2 separate regions of the Mus musculus genome follow, and region 2 is linked to region 1. A link is a contact called in ENCODE Hi-C data. All regions are on one chromosome and are shown on one strand. Each heading gives the region's core, a stretch centred on a gene start or an enhancer-like site at or near the end of the contact. The rest is flanking DNA. Distances are from core to core; before and after follow the strand shown. Region 1 holds the start of Rspo3 (R-spondin 3). Region 2 has its middle 120 kb from the start of Gm46219.

The links. Hi-C counts contacts between places; a loop is a spot of excess contacts on that map.
Region 2: a map of left cerebral cortex shows a loop between it and region 1 (5-fold over the local background). The contact joins the enhancer-like site here to the promoter of Rspo3 in region 1. A Hi-C loop is called at or near these places in 3 of 37 maps with a recorded cell type or tissue (left cerebral cortex and mouse trophoblast stem cell).

What each region holds. Positions count from the first base shown.
Region 1 is chr10:29,531,325-29,539,111 of GRCm38, forward strand. It overlaps Rspo3 (R-spondin 3), which reads right to left and starts at 4,543. Exons shown (of 5, transcript NM_028351.3): 1 at 3,908-4,543. The coding sequence starts at 4,004.
Region 2 is chr10:29,821,534-29,829,320 of GRCm38, forward strand. No RefSeq gene overlaps it. Among named protein-coding and RNA genes, the nearest start is that of Gm46219, 120 kb to the left of the region's middle. Within about 2 kb of position 3,088, at least 1 of the 3 ENCODE cell types and tissues checked has a DNase peak (open chromatin) inside an H3K27ac peak, as active enhancers do; it is left cerebral cortex, where a contact is called at or near this core.

The DNA.
Region 1 (7,787 bases), core at 3,293-5,792:
GAAAAGCTTACATATGTCAACATCCCTACACCATCATAGGAAGTAATCAGTTCCGATAAATATATTATTAGTGTGATTATTTTTGTTGTACTTTTGATTCTTTTCACCCCTCTCTGCAGATTGTAGTAGCTGTATTTTAATTGGTAGGCATATAATGAATTTCTAAAACACGAATGATCTAAAAATCTGAAAAACTAAGATGAAGTTAATAGATGCCCACAATTAAAGAACATTGTACCTAATACCCTCTTGCAGAGAGGAAATGCCCTCGGGGGCAGAATCATCCTAGGGAGGCTTCTGGATAATCAAATAATGAAGTATGATGAGAAAACACTCTAGTCAGATTCGTCATTTGTCAGCATCATCGCAACAACACTTATAAAGATGACCAGTTATGCACAATAGCCTAGTCTCTAAACATATTGGGAAAATGGAATTCTGGAGATCATCAAGTAAATTATTTCATTAGCCTGATATCCTCTCTATGGCAGGTTCAGCGCATAGTATAAATACATAAAAGGCAGGAACGTTTATATGAGAAGACAAATTTCATTGACTGGCTATCTAGCTGGCTAGTAAGGTCCTGTTTCTTAGACCCCCCTTCTCTCCAGAAGGGAGATGCTGTAGTACCAGTTTCTACACTTCAAGTGAAGGTTTCTGACCCCACATAAATAATCCAGGTAAAAATGTGATGCATTAGGAAAGAATTATGATTGCTATGATAAAAATGATGTTTAAATGCTACTAACATGCAACACAAAATTCAAAGGTTGCCTTTACAAAACTTCAAAGGCTGAGCTGGAAATGAGATCAAAGAAAGAGTTTAGGCTTTGTAAATTAATGTCCAGTGTCCAAAGCTAGAGCTTGCTGCTAAAAATCTTGCTGAATGATGACTTTCTGGAGTGAGTAAATGCTTTCTTTACGTTTTTATCTTGAAGAAATTTATTTTGTCATCTCTAGGTACTGTATATCAATCAAAATCAGTACAATCATGTGTTTATGCACCATAACTACAGAGACATTTTAAAAAGTATAAGACTTCTGTTTTAAAGCATTGCATATTTTATAGAGAAAATCGTAGACTGTAATAATTAGGATCATTGGTTTGTGAAGATCAATAGAATATTGATTATTGTAGAGAAACACAAGAATATTCACATGACGCTTTATATCTGAACATGTTTAACACCGTAAATGACAATCTTTGCTAGTAAGGACCTTTGGTACTAAGATATTTAAGAGACCACATTAAAAAGAAAAAAAGACTTTAGGAGTCTTTTATTTTTAACCTTAATTTTCTACCTCTCTCATTAGTGATGTTTCTAAACCTTTAAGAAAATGACGCTATTACTACAAAGCAAACGTGATACTCCCAATTGCTCTCTTAAGTTTCCTTATGGTGGAAAAAGAGAAATGTCTGGCCAGTTTTAAAATAATTTGACTACTGCCTTATTATTCATTATAAAAATAGTCCCAGTTACTATTAAGGAGATTTTTATTCAGGTAGTTTTTAAAAACACGGTCCAGGTGATTTTATAAACCTGCTGCATTAATTTCAAGTTTCTGGACATTTAACAAGGATCCTTACTGCAAAAAGCTATGCTGCGCCTGCCAAATCTTTCTTCTGTCTTCTCGGAGGACGCAAGGGGTCGCCCCTCTCCCAAGATTGCAGGAGCAACCGAGCCGCAAAAGCCGACTCAAGAGCAGCCGCACCAAGAGTGCAGCAGGAGAGACCTCTTTTCCAGACCCATTACCATAGAATCACTGAAATTCCAGCTCAATTCCATTTATTTTGTTTCTTAACCCCGCAACACAACGAGAGGGCGCCTTTGACTTGGCTTTGAGATGATACAGGAAGAGAGAAAAGCAGTCTCTTTTAGACTTCACAAATCATCGCCCTAGTTCCAGCCCAGATGTGCGCATTCTGAGTTTCCCCACTCTGGTCCTTTGGGGTGTAGAGATGGGAACGAACGCATAACAAACTTTCTTTGCTTTCTTTTATTTCTTTCAGAAACAGAAGCCCCCGCACCCAACCAAAAACTCAGGTACCAGTGATGCTGAGACACAGGACCCTGCCCCACCCCGGCAAGTGTGTAGCTCCGGGGTCCGGGACACTACAGAATGGAGTAGACTGGGATAAGCCTATTGGCATGAGCTATGCGGGGCAAACAGCCGTGTTCTTCCTAGCTTCGCTTTCCTCACTGGCCCCGAAACTCAGTGCCCAGCGGACCAAGCTGGCCAGGAGTGGCGATGTGGCCCCCCAGGCTGCCGCTTCAGTATACCGCAGCAGCAGGGCCTGAGCGATAGAGTGGGTGGGAGGGTTCCAAAGAATACAAACCACTCAGAGGCCAAGAATAATAAATCGGATGCCCTGACATGTTTAGTTTAGGCTCTCCTGCGCTGAGAAGCGATCCTAGAGGCAATAGGGCCAACTCGGACTCCAAGCTTCTGGTATTCCCGCCCAGCCACGATTTTTAAAGGCAATTTTCAGGTGAATCAAACTTTGTCTGGCTTGGGCTAGAGGTACAAAGGGAGCTTTCAGGGGACCCTCACGTCCTGGGCCAGGACAGAGACAAACAGTGGAGAGAGGAGATTGCTAAATTTCCACCCCACACAAGTGGTCCTGTGTCCTAAGAGCTACCAACATCCCTGCCTCAAGGGTTTTGTGGGCTGGACACTTGGGAAAGAGATCTCATCTGGGAACCAGACAAGGTCATGGGCTGAACAACCCCCCAGATCCAAGCTACCAAAGCAATTGCTTTACTGGTTTTTTTCTGTTAGTTTTCCTTAGTAACTACCCCAGGGGGGCCAAGAGCCCTCGGTAGAGTCAGGGTTGTCCTTAGCTCTTCGAAAGGACAACCTTTGCGGGCACTGACAACAGCGTGCTGGGCCACCCGGGAACAAAAAGAGAAACCACCCTTACATCTGTTCCCGAATCTCTGAAAGATGCGGGCATGCCTTGCACCAATTTAGGTGGAGGCTGCCCTGAGGCATCCATTTAATTCCAGCAAAGGCACAGTTTCACACAGCCAGGACATAATACTCTCCTGTGTAATAGACTGAAGAGCAGAGAGGAGATGTGCTGGGGGAACCCGACTCTCAGTATGCGCCTGTCTCAGGGGACCCCCTTTAAAGAGTCTGAGGTGGCCAGAGCATTCACGTGGGGACAGGCAAGGCGTGAAAGTGACTGAAGTTCGGAACCTCTGGAGTTCCTCTGACTTCCAACCCCAGAGGATGGGACATGGGGCAACTCAGCAGACAGTCGTGGAAGCCCTGGCGCCTCAGCGCCACTCCACTCGTGCGCTTCGTGGGAAGCTGCAGCGCGGGAGCTTGCTCACTGTCCCTTGGGCCCGCCCCAGGTTGATTGACTAGACTACCATAAAACAACCTAGGGGGAGGGGCAGCCAAGGTTCCCGGAGCCAGGCGGGAATTTGGGATGATCCCAGTCTCCTTGCCTGCCATTATCAAACAACCCAAAGGCAGGGAGACCCAACTGCCTGGGGCTCTAGGCCTCCGTCGGAGCCTCAAAGGAAAGCACAAATCCCTACAGCGAATCTAGGAAAGAAAGAAAGATTTCCAGATCCTGATTTACAGGGGGGGGGGGGGGGGGGGGGGGGCAGACTAGCACCGGGTGCACCGACTCCAGTACTGGTTTGTGTACTGGAGTAGAAGAGCCAGTGCCCCGAGTTGCTATCTCCTGTGGGAGGCATAGGGTGTAGGTTGAAAAGACTGTTTCCTCCAGCAGCTGGGTCTGGGCAGGCAAAACCAGCTGACAGGTGAATGTGGTGGAAGGGAGCAAAGACATAACGCAAAGCAAAACCAAAACAACAACAACAAAAACAAACAACAACAATACCCCCTCCTCTCCCACTCCCCCCCCCAAAAAAAAAGAAAACCCCAAACTTACTTCTTCGCTGGCGCCTTCCTCGGGAGGCGTTTTGGCTGCCAATGTATTCCATAAAGTTCAAAATGATAAAAAAACAAGAAATCAGTCGCAAGTGCATAGTAACCCTGTAATGTTTCCCTTTTTTCTCTCCTTTTTCTTTTCACTGTTAGTTATATTTAATGTTTTTTTTTAAAGAAAAATATGTATGTAGGTGTTAGGCGAGTCTATACGAAGAGTAGAAAAACCAGAGCAGCGGGACTTCTCCACTGAGATCCAACAGGCGTGCTGTGATGGCAAGCGAAGCGGGACGGGTGGACCGGGAAACCAACAATTGCATTCTCAAATTGTCCGAACACAGCCGGCTGCTCTGGGGTGGCTGTCATCGCCGCGAGCGAAGGTTGCAGGAGCCTCCTGGCTGGCCGCAGGTTAGCCTCGGTTGCACAGCAGCGGCGGCTGCGGGCGGAATCCAGGCGAGCAGTGGCCCCTGGGGCTCAGAGGCTGCAGCGGCTGCGGCTGTGGCAGGGACCCCGGGAGCGCAGGGAAGCGGACGCCGTGGGTACCGCAGCCATGGTCAAGGGGCGCTGGAGAGACCCGAGCTGCTTCTGGCGTTCTGAGCAGGAGCCGCTCCAGTGTTGGGCCGGGCTAGGAGCACCCCATAGGGAAGGAGGAGGAGGGAGGGGGAGACGGGATGGCTGCGGGGGGCGGGGGGAGCTCGGGGACGGGGAGGAGCAACAACCCGGAGCGACCTCAATAACTTTCAATTTCAAGAGGGAAAGAGGGAGCTGGAAAAGTACAGGCGTTGCGATTTGGCAGATGGACGGGAAGAGGCGCCTAAGGGGTCCCGGGTCTGTGGCGGAGCATCTCTGGACTCAGCAAAGACGGCGGGAGAACGGGAGCAGGGTTGGGGGAGGGACAATTTGAACCCGGCAAGGTGGGCGCACTGGGGTTTGGTGGTTTCTGTCCCAGCTGTACCAAATACCCCAGACCCAATGCTTCTGTTGTCCTTGGCCTCTGGCAGATCTAACCACATAGTAGTGGCCATGTCCTTCAGTTCTTCAGAGACCCTGCCTCACTCCAGCAACTGCTCTTGGGAAGTTCACCACTCGACTCTCTTGTTCCTAATTTCTTGGGATTTCTGGATACAGATGCCCTCTCAACTCTTAGCCTTTCTCAGTGTCTCTCTGTTGCTTTAACCCTCCCCTCCCCCCCAACTCCCTCCCCCCCCTTTTTCCAGGGAAAGTAGCTGTGGTTGTGTTGTGTGGTCTCAAGGGGCTTAGGTGGGAGTTTACCCTTCAACTTGAAGGTGCTTTACCTGATCCTAAGGGGAGGACCCAGAGGTGTGAGCTCTCTGGGTAACCTGGATGGAAAAGCAATTGTACTGTGGCTTTCTTCCAAGCCCAGCCTTTGCTCTGCAAGATCCCCCCTCCCTCAGGCACTTCCCTAAGTAGTCACTGTTAAAGAGTGTTAATCTCTCTCTCTCTCTCTCTCTCTCTCTCTCTCTCTCTCTCTCTCTCTCATCTTCTTATGCTGTTGAGAGGATCTGTTGTACATTCTGGTTTCTCATCTGGGGGACTGAGAATACTATGTGGAAAGATTGTCTCCATTTGGTGATAATGAGTAAAGGTCCATTTCCATTTCTTGCTTCTGTTTCCAGAGCAAGGGGAGTGGGAGTAGAGGGCTCTTGGCAGTAGAGAGAGAGAGAGAGAGAGAGAGAGAGAGAGAGAGAGAGAGAGAATCAGGTTCTCAGGTTAAACCACTACCAGGGAAAAGACCAGGCCCTGGGATGACTTCCGCTGTTGGGCATCCTACCTCTTCTTCTGTAGCACAGACACTTATAGTTACTGAATTGTTTTGTTGGAGGTCACAAGCCTCAAAGCATTTTTAATGTAAACCTGTCCTAAGGGTGCTGATGAGTATTCTGAAGGATTCTTTTGTAATGCTAAAGCTTTATGCAGCATTGGATTACAGGCAGGCCACTTTGAAACCAACTGAGATTTGCAGGAGTGCCTTCAATGTATGCGTTGATAAGTTAGAGGAGAAGCAAATGCCACAGCTCCTGCCTGTCTCATTGAAAAGCACCCCAGGTTCCAGGTCTCTGGAGCCTGTTATGTAGCCCAAGATTGGGGCTGAGATGGAATGGCCTGGATACAAAAGTCAGGAGACCTCGAATAGTTTTTCTTTGCAAAGCTTTAAAACACAGAATCTGAGATGCTGGCCTTTTGTTGCTAAGTCATTATTAAATGTTTTGCCTACTTTTACTGGAAGTTTGAAAACAGGCATACTATTCTCTAAGTATGAAGAAAGCAGTGACCCTTTCAGAGTATGATTTGTCTTACTTGGTTTTAAGAATTCCCATTTACACACAGATTCTTTTTCTGGAATAAAACTTCTGGACAGTAGCAGGAGCTGCATGAGATGCACAAGGGTGCATACCCACACAAACACACACACATACCCAGAGAGAGAGAGACAGACAGACAGACACACACACACACAGGAAAAGAGAGAGAGAGAGAGAGAGAGAGAGAGAGAGAGAAGAGAGAGAGAGAGAGAGAGAGATGGAGGAGAGAACACACAGTCTACTGATAAATGACAATTTATCACTCTGAACTAGGGAAGTTGCAGATGCCCACCCAATTCCAACAATGACTATCTGGTGAAAAAACCACTGTATTTCTTTGTGCCTGTCCCCATCAGCTTTTTGTTCCTTCTTGTTTAATACCTCAGATACAGAATATCGGCATCATCAACTGTGGGGGGCTTAAAAGCTATGGGAGGTTCCCTTTGAAAAGGACTCCAGAGACAGCCTTTCTAATCCAGGCTACTTGAGCTGGATAGGATGAGATTGCAAAAGGCATATAAAAAAGCAATTTGGTGGAACAGTTCAGGGAAATGAGCACAATGACGGACACCCACTTCTCTTCTCCCCGTGTGCTCTGCAGACATATGTTCTTTAGGATGAGAACAGGAATGGCAGGGTAAGTAAATAAACAAACCCACTGAGCAGCTAAGGTTCTTGATCCATCCCAGAAAAGAAGTGTTAGATGCAGTGGGCAGGAAAAGCTTGTCAAGGAACAAGCACCATTCAGAGGAAACATAAGGAAAACATTAAATAAATTGGGAGAACATTCTTTCTTTCTTGACACCCTTCTTTAGAATAACTCCTTTTTTTTTCCCCCGTTTTGGTCCATGTTACCTTAGTATTAAATGTGTGTTTACTTGCCTGTCTGTGTCTTACATTCCCTCAACTGTTCCAGAAGCTTACAGAAGGCATGCCATAGACTATTTTGTGCAATAAAGCACCTAGTTTTCCAATTCAGCAAAGATTAAAATAATGTTCATAGAAGCTGACAGTGCCTCACTGAACCGCCATACTAAAACAACTTAGAAGCCACGGGTGTAGCGCAAAGTTGGAAATTTTCTTATGATTTTACATTTGTCACATCATGCTAGGATTAAGAGTTGGAGACTCAGGGTAAAAGAATAGTGTGGGTTTGGATAAACATGGAGAGATAAACATATCCAAAATGTGGCTGCAATTTCTCATCTTTCCACACTGCCTCCCTCAACCAGGCAAAGGCAACAGTAAGAAGTTATTTTTATCCACTGCAGCAGGAGCACTTTAAGGAACAAACATGATTGTCACATTGTTGAATCCATATAGCAAATATGTGGAAGGGAGCTTGCTCCAGAAAAAGAGAGAGCAGACTTAAGACTTTGGAATGGGGTACAGCTTGTAGTGATGAGAGATGTTTGGCAAAGTTGGAACTGACATCAGTCACTATGCCATAGAGCTAATATGCAGATTCAGAAAATGCTCTGTTCGCCAGTTGCCCGGATCTGGATGCATGTGAGTGAGTAAATCAAACAGGGTACTGCTGGCAAAGTCTGTGTTACTAAT
Region 2 (7,787 bases), core at 1,838-4,337, 290 kb after region 1:
TAGCTAAAAAGGAAGTGAACACCAAAAAAGATAAGTAAAAGTTGGTCTCTGTCTCTCTCCAAGATTACCCTCAGTACTTCTGAACTTTATTATCCAAACAATGAAGGGATGGCGTGACTTGGCGCCTCCAATAATCTCAGACTCATTATTGTTCATGTAAAGTTGTGAAGGGGCTGTCAGCTCTTGCAATGACTTTGGACTAAGAAGAAGTAAACCTCAAAAGGTTTGGGATTTGGAGCAAGTTCAGATATGCTTCCAGAATTTGGCCGCTTGTCCAAAGCTTATCCGAACTATCGGAACCTTTTAAGTCCTCAGAATTGGCCTGGAAATTTTTGGCTTTTTACTGGCCCTGGCTTAGAACCACAGAAGGATGGTCTTTTATAAGGATTTTTGGCACCTCTGTTTCTGATGGCTGCTTACAAACTGCAAATATAAAATTAAAGAATAAACTGTTTTTTTAATATTGTGGAATATCAATATTTGGGGTTTTGTGAAACTGTGTTGCTTTTCCCCACAGAATTGGTTTACAGGTCCTCATGTGACAGCTTGTTCTCGGGGTCAGAGAAACACTTGCTTGTTAAGAGCTGAGGGATTTCTTTTGATGTAGAGCTTTCTGATCCTAAGTGGGTAATGCCCCAAGTACACAAGGACAGGTTGGTCACTTCATATGACACTTTAATAGAAAAGCCAGTCCTGGGCACATGTCCACTGGGATGTAATACTATTTCTTTAAGTTAGTAGGCAGATTTATGTTCATTTTTATATAAGTTGATCTTTGATTATCATCAAAGACATAAAAGATAACAATTAGTTAGTTACCTACTGATCCGGTGGCATAAGATATAACTACGTTTGACTTAAGGTCAAAGGTGAGCATAATTTTACACAAAATAAGTAATGATGTTTGAAAATAAAATGTAAACAATACTTTTTTTACTTTTACCCAATGTCATAACCATAATTAAAAATTCATCTTTTAAAAATACAAAGGTAAAATATGTTTAAATATATGTTCAATCAAATATTTTAAGATAGTCTCCTAGTTAAAATGAAAAGGAGTAAAGAAGAGCTCTAAGAATTAGCAACTAGATGTTTACTGACAATCTTTAGTTTAGTTTTTTTTAGACTATGCCGGGGCCTAGCAAACACAGAAGTGGATGCTCACAGTCAGCTATTGGATGGATCACAGGGCCCCCAATGGAGGAGCTAGAGAAAGTAGCCAAGGAGCTAAAGGGATCTGCAACCCTATAGGTGGAACAACATTATGAACTAACCAGTACCCCGGAGCTCTTGACTCTAGCTGCATATGCATCAAAAGATGGCCTAGCCGGCCATCACTGGAAAGAGAGGCCCATTGGACACGCAAACTTTATATGCCCCAGTACAGGGGAACGCCAGGGCCATAAAAGGGGAGTGGGTGGGTAGGGGAGAGGGGGTGGGTGGCTATGGGGGACTTTTGGTATAGCATTGCAAATGTAAATGAGCGAAATACCTAATAAAAAATGGAAAAAAAAAAAAGAATATCTTTGTGTATGCCTCTGTCCATCTTTGTCTCTGTCTCTCTGTCTCTCTGTCTTTCTCTCTCTGTCTCTCTGTCTCTGACTATCTTACACACACACACACACACACACACACACACACACACACACACACACACACACATAGAGAGAGAGAGAGAGAGAGAGAGAGAGAGAGAGAGAGAGAGAGAGAGCATGTTAATGTTCACATAATAAATAAAACACAGAATGGTAAGCCAGATTTCTAGGCTCGTATCCCAGTTTTCTATTTTAAATGCTCATTAATTTCATTTTTTTCAGCATATGAATCATTTTGGAATTGGAGCTGTACTTCTTTTTGTATCTCCATTTCTGTGCCTCTATACCAGGAGTCCCTGACGCCTCTGAGACTTCAGCTTTGAGGACATTGCATGTATAAATCCAGCTTATCTGCATTTCCACCACTAACAGTGCTGCTGCTGTTTTCTTTTTCTAAATCTATTAACCTTGTTATCACTCTGCCTTCTACTTTCTTAAACATTTTGCTTGTTTAGTTTATTCCTTGTGTATTCTTCAATGTTCTTTTTAATGGATCTCCTGTTAGCATAGCTAAATATGTGCACCTTATTTACAATTTTAGTTGAAAATTTTACTTTTAAAGATTTTTTATTTATTTTTATTTGTGTGTGTGTGTGTGTGAGAGAGAGAGAGAGAGAGAGAGAGAGAGAGTGCGCGCACACACACACACGCTCCAAATCCAGAAGAAGACATTGAATCCCCTGCAGCTGGAGCTCCAAGAAGTTGGGAGCTGCCTGACATGGGTGTGGGGAATTATACACCAATCCTCAGCAGGAACCATAAGTGCTCTTAAGTGCTAGGCTATCTCTACAGCCCTAGAGTTTGATTTAATCTCTCTGGATCTGAAAATTTCTCTCTTCAATTAAAGAACGTTAACTAGATTTTTCTAAAAGTACTTCCAGATCTTCTAAGGCATTAATAAAATCTTCAATTCAATTTACCTCAAATTAACATTTCATTCAATCGGTTTTATATCAAGTTATCTATGAAAGGGAGAGTTTGGTTTACCACTGAAAATCTATGTCATGGATCACTCGTGGTTTATGAACAACAAGGAGACATTAACACACATTTTAAAAAAAGAAAAGGAAGAACAGGAGAAAGAGAAAGACCAGTTTCTAAAATAATGCTAAACTGTAGCCCTGAAACATAACAGTCTATAATCCTTGAATACATGTCAAGTGCAATATGTTCTAATGTAAGGGGTATGTCCATTATTATGGGCCATATGTTTCACCATGATCCAAAAATGAATATTCCAGTTACTTGAAGGAATTAGTGTACCCTCAAAGCAAACATCTATCTATTAGGAAGAATAGAAAGTTCTTTCTCAAATTAAAACATTGTGCTATCAGATTTTTGTCTCAGCAATAATGTAGGAGAGGAAAAAAAGGTAAAACATATTTGGTTTGATGCAGCTTTATAATTACTTTCCTGTCTTCAGTCCTACCAGGCCCCATAGTCACATAAAAGGCAGCAGAAGTGGGCAAAGGAACACATTGTACAATCTTTTTTTGGAACTGTCCCTAGTTGTTCTCCTTCTGTAGTCATGTAGAGCCTCAAAGAATTTATGTTTAAAGGAAAACAAACCAGACTAGCTTGTTGAGGCATTACACAAATCATTGCATGCCTATTGAGCAGAACTATTACTATCCAAATGTTATGTTTCTGTGAGCTATACAGTGGTTGATAAGCACTAGCCAGTACTCCTTGTAGGTGTTCTTTGACTAGCAGGAAAGATATTGATAAATGATCAAATTATGGGATGATTGGCACATCACTCGTGGCCTAGTCTTGTTGCCAATGACTGTTGTCAAGCAAATTCCTCCCTTCTTACTGCATTTAGGCCTACTCTTTGGTTGCTTATATTATATAAACTGTAACTATCTTCTGCCATGGAGAAATGCTGCCTTTCTGGTACTGGGTAAAATAACCAGGCATATCAAGTGAGCTTTCTAACTGTTAATTGATAACGGCAGCAAGTCCTGCCAATCATTCAGGAACTCCCTATTCCTGTCTCAAGTAACCTTTCGGATGAGGATTGGCACGTCTCCTGCCTTTCAAACATTTCAGATATACTGTTTCTCGCTTTTTGGCAGGACTCTCACTGATTCTGGAAGAAGACCAAAATATATTATGTTATTGCATTTCTCAATTCTGACTTGGCTCTAGACAAAAATGCCCATTGATTTGTTAAGTGGGGAACTGGTTTTACCCCCTTTTTCATTTTCTCTTCTTATTAGTGGTTCAAGGTGATTTTAGGAATGCTATTAAGTGACACCTCTTGAGAGGCCATGACAGGCAGGCACATGGCAGACAGATCCACTGTGCTTGCATTTCAGTCAATGGGATTTTTATGGTACACTTGTGCACCGAGAGCTTACAGCTCATTTCCTAAATTACCATTTAGAGAGAATAAAAAGTTAACCAGCCCAACACCATGTCCTATTATGTTTAGCCAAAAGTATTAGAAAATTTAGTGTACTATTCATTAGGAAGAGTTTATTAAGATATCAAAGTTTAAACAGTGTATATCAATTTATAATTCTTTCATACAACAAAATTTCTCCAGGGAAGCTTTCAAATAACATTCAGCTTTCCCCAGCGGCTGTTTCTAGTCCATAACAAACTGTTATCACTAAGTAAGTGTCACTGAAACCAGGAAACCAAGCTTAATAGCCACAGTAGCCTCCCTGATGACTTCAAATAGTTTTAGGTGCTTTTCTCAACAATGTGAGATTTATATTGCACCATAAAAAGCAGAACAAATTGTAATTACTTCCTGTAGTATAACCATGTTATATCAATAAAGATGCTCAGTGGTTTACCTGTCTCATCTCCCTGTGAAAGACATTAATACTGGAACTGGAACTGGAAATGACAAATGAGAAGTTCCACTTCTTGAAAAGGATCAAAAACCACTATAGGTGCTGCTGGAGAGAGAAAGAGCCTCAGTGTCTGTTTTTAGACACAATTAAAGCTTCCTGTTGTTTCATTAACCAGTACAGTGAACATTGCTGATGTATTTATGATATTTATCAATGTTAGCTTTGAAGAGCATTTTTAATGTAAGGGTAAGTGCCCCCCCCCTCGAAAAAAAAGCACAAAGAGGGAAAGAATGAATGGAGTTTTAATTAATTAGCTAAATGTATGAAATAGATGCAGCCAACCATTGGACTGAGCACAGGGTCCCCAATGGAGGAGTTAGAGAAAGGACTGAAGGAGCTGAAGGGGTTTGCAACCCCATAGGAAGAACAACAATATCAACCAATCAGATCCTCCAGAACTCCCAGGGACTAAACCACCAACCAAAGAGTACACATGGAGGGACACATGGCTCCAGCCATATATATAGCAGAGGCATCAACAGGAGGACATGCCCTTACTCCTGTGAAGGCTAGATTCCCCAGTGTAGGGGAATGCCAGGGCAGGGAGGCAGGAGTTGGTGGGTGGTTGGGGGGAGCACCCTCATAGAAGCAGGGGAAGGGGGATGAGAAATTGGGAAAGGGGATAACATTTGAAATGTAAATAAAGAAAATATCCAATAAAAAGAAAAAAGTATATGAGATAGAGAGCCCTGAGGGGCAATTTATGTTTATACAACATGGCACTGATATGGATACCCAATATAAGGCAAGATGCCTAGCAGTGACATCTGGTAGGCTATGAATCAGTGCAAAATGGCTGACACCAGATGTCTAGGGAACCCAAAAGTAAACCGTGATTTCATCCCTTACATAATCATCTCTTGCAGAAAGCCACATTTTGTTTGGGTTTTGTATATAAATATGACCTTGAGGTCAGAAAGCCTTAGTCTTTTGCCTCTGCCAGCCTGCCTGTGTGCGTCTGTCTGTAGGCCTGTGTATCTACCTCTGAGTGGCTTGTGTACTGGTAAATAAAAGGAGCTTTATCCATGCCTCCTTCCTCATAATCTCTTCAAGCTCTCAGCCTTCTGAGATCACCCTCCTCTGCTGGGGCCAAGGCATGGGCCCTAGTAAATGAAGTACCAAAGTTATAAGAGAAAATGAAAAATATGAAAGAAATCTCTGGCCTGGCAGAAAACATTGGAGAAATAAGAGGAGAACAGATTGAGGTGAAAAGGAAATGATCTACTCACTGCATTTCAAAAGTAACAATTGGCTTAGAAACTCTTTGTACCCAATAAGAATTTGATTGGCTGACCCATCCAGTGCTTGGACACCATGGGCCTTCTAAATTATTAATATCAATAATTAAATGTCAACACAAAAGACTGCACATATCTTTCATATTTTTTCTAATATATAAAGGGTTAGAGTTAGGGTTATTTCAATAGAAATAAAATATAGGAAAAACACTTGTATAAGTCATATACATTCTGTTGCATTAGGCAAATATTTTTAAACAGAAAATATACCAAAAATAGAATCTAAATCAAAGTGGAAGTCTCTTTAAAACTCCTGACTGGAATCGTTAAATTTTAAATGGAAACATCATTGTCATAAATTCCATTGGGACATCAGTTGACCATTGACCAGATATTCACTGTCTCCTCTAAGGGTGATTGGAGAAAAATTTGTAAGAAGATAATTTAAATTATATAGAAGAAGGATTATTTTATAGTGAAGGTTATCAAATCATAAAACATGGTAATTTTGAAACCATAAAACATTCTTATAATGATCTCTGAAATGTAACCTAGCTTCCTTGCTTTGAATTTGGCAGGGTTAAAGTGTAGTAGAAATTATCTATGTAATTTTTTGGATTTTTTTCTGTAAGAGAATTGAACGTTATATTTCTTGTGCCAGGAGCTCAAGGAAAAGAAAGATTGTTTCTCTATATATAATCTTGTATGGCATGCAGTCTAGTCTGCAGGGCTAGATTGGTCTCTGAAATTGTTTCTCAGGAAGGGTCTTGGGACCCTAGAAAGGTCCTGAAGAGAAAGTCATGTGCATGTGTTTTTGTTTGTTGTGTTTTGAATGTGAAGTGTGTGTGTGTATGTGTGTGTGTGTGTGTAGATACTTGTATTACACAGTTCATATGTAGAGGTTAAACAACAACTGACAACTGTTTGTTTGTTTGTTTGTTTGTTTGTTTGTTTGTTTGAAATAGGGTATCTCACAACAAAATTGCTGTGCTGTGGGCTACAGGGTAGCTGGCCCAGGAGCTTCTTTCTGGCTGATTATCCTGTCTCCATCTCACTTCTCACCCTAGGAGTCCTGAGATTACAGGTATTTGCCACCATATCTGGCTTTATGTGGGTTTATGGGATGAAAATCTTGCCAGCAGGCTTGCAGGGCAAGCAACTTTAGTTGCTAAGACATTTCCTTACCCCAAAAGCATAATTTTTCAGTTGGTTTGCAGGGTTAATGGTTAAAGATGAAACTTACTGAACCTCATCTTTCTCTATATCTCCCTTGGTGTGAGTATCTGGTGAGACTAAATAGATAAGCACAAGGGATCCTCTGAAAGATATATGAAAACTTTCCAGTTTTGAGTGGTTAGACTTAAACTCTGAAAACCACAAGAAGGATTGCAATCACAACCATGCCATCGGTATCTTTACTGAAGCATAGGCTTTCATGTTAGGCTTTCTTGTATAATTTATAAGAATTGTCTTAACTCTTAAAGGTGTAGTTCCTGGTTGACCAGATATTATATTGATCAAACCGCATTATCTTAAGGAAGAGTGAATCCATGTGTCTGGTGTCTGAGAGTGCTTGGACACTAGTCTGTGCTCCTTCATTAAATATGTACATCTTACTAAGCATCTTTTCTCACTGCCCCAATGTAACTCAGAGTACCTGCTTCATTTTGTCTGGAGAAGTAGAAATGATGCTTTTTCAATCAGTTAACAATCCATAAAACTCACTCATCTTTGAGGCACATCCTGGTTTTGAAAGAAAAACCTAAAAAGGAAGTACTACAGACTAATATCTGTGCCCTCTATAAATTATATGTGGCAATATTAAGAGCTGAGGACTTGAGTGGTTGACTAGACCCTCTCATGTAGGATTAATACTCTCATGAAAAGTCCTTTGACTACTTCACATTCCTCCTTATTTTGACCATTAGAAAACAACAGGAATATGGCTTTCAGCAGCAAGGAAATGGCTCCTTACAAGGCTGTTTGACAGTACTTAGGTCTGGCTTTCTTGGCCCCTGAACTGTGAAAAATAAGCTGCAGCTTATACGTCACTGACTACAGATCTTACTATAGCAGCCCAACTTAGT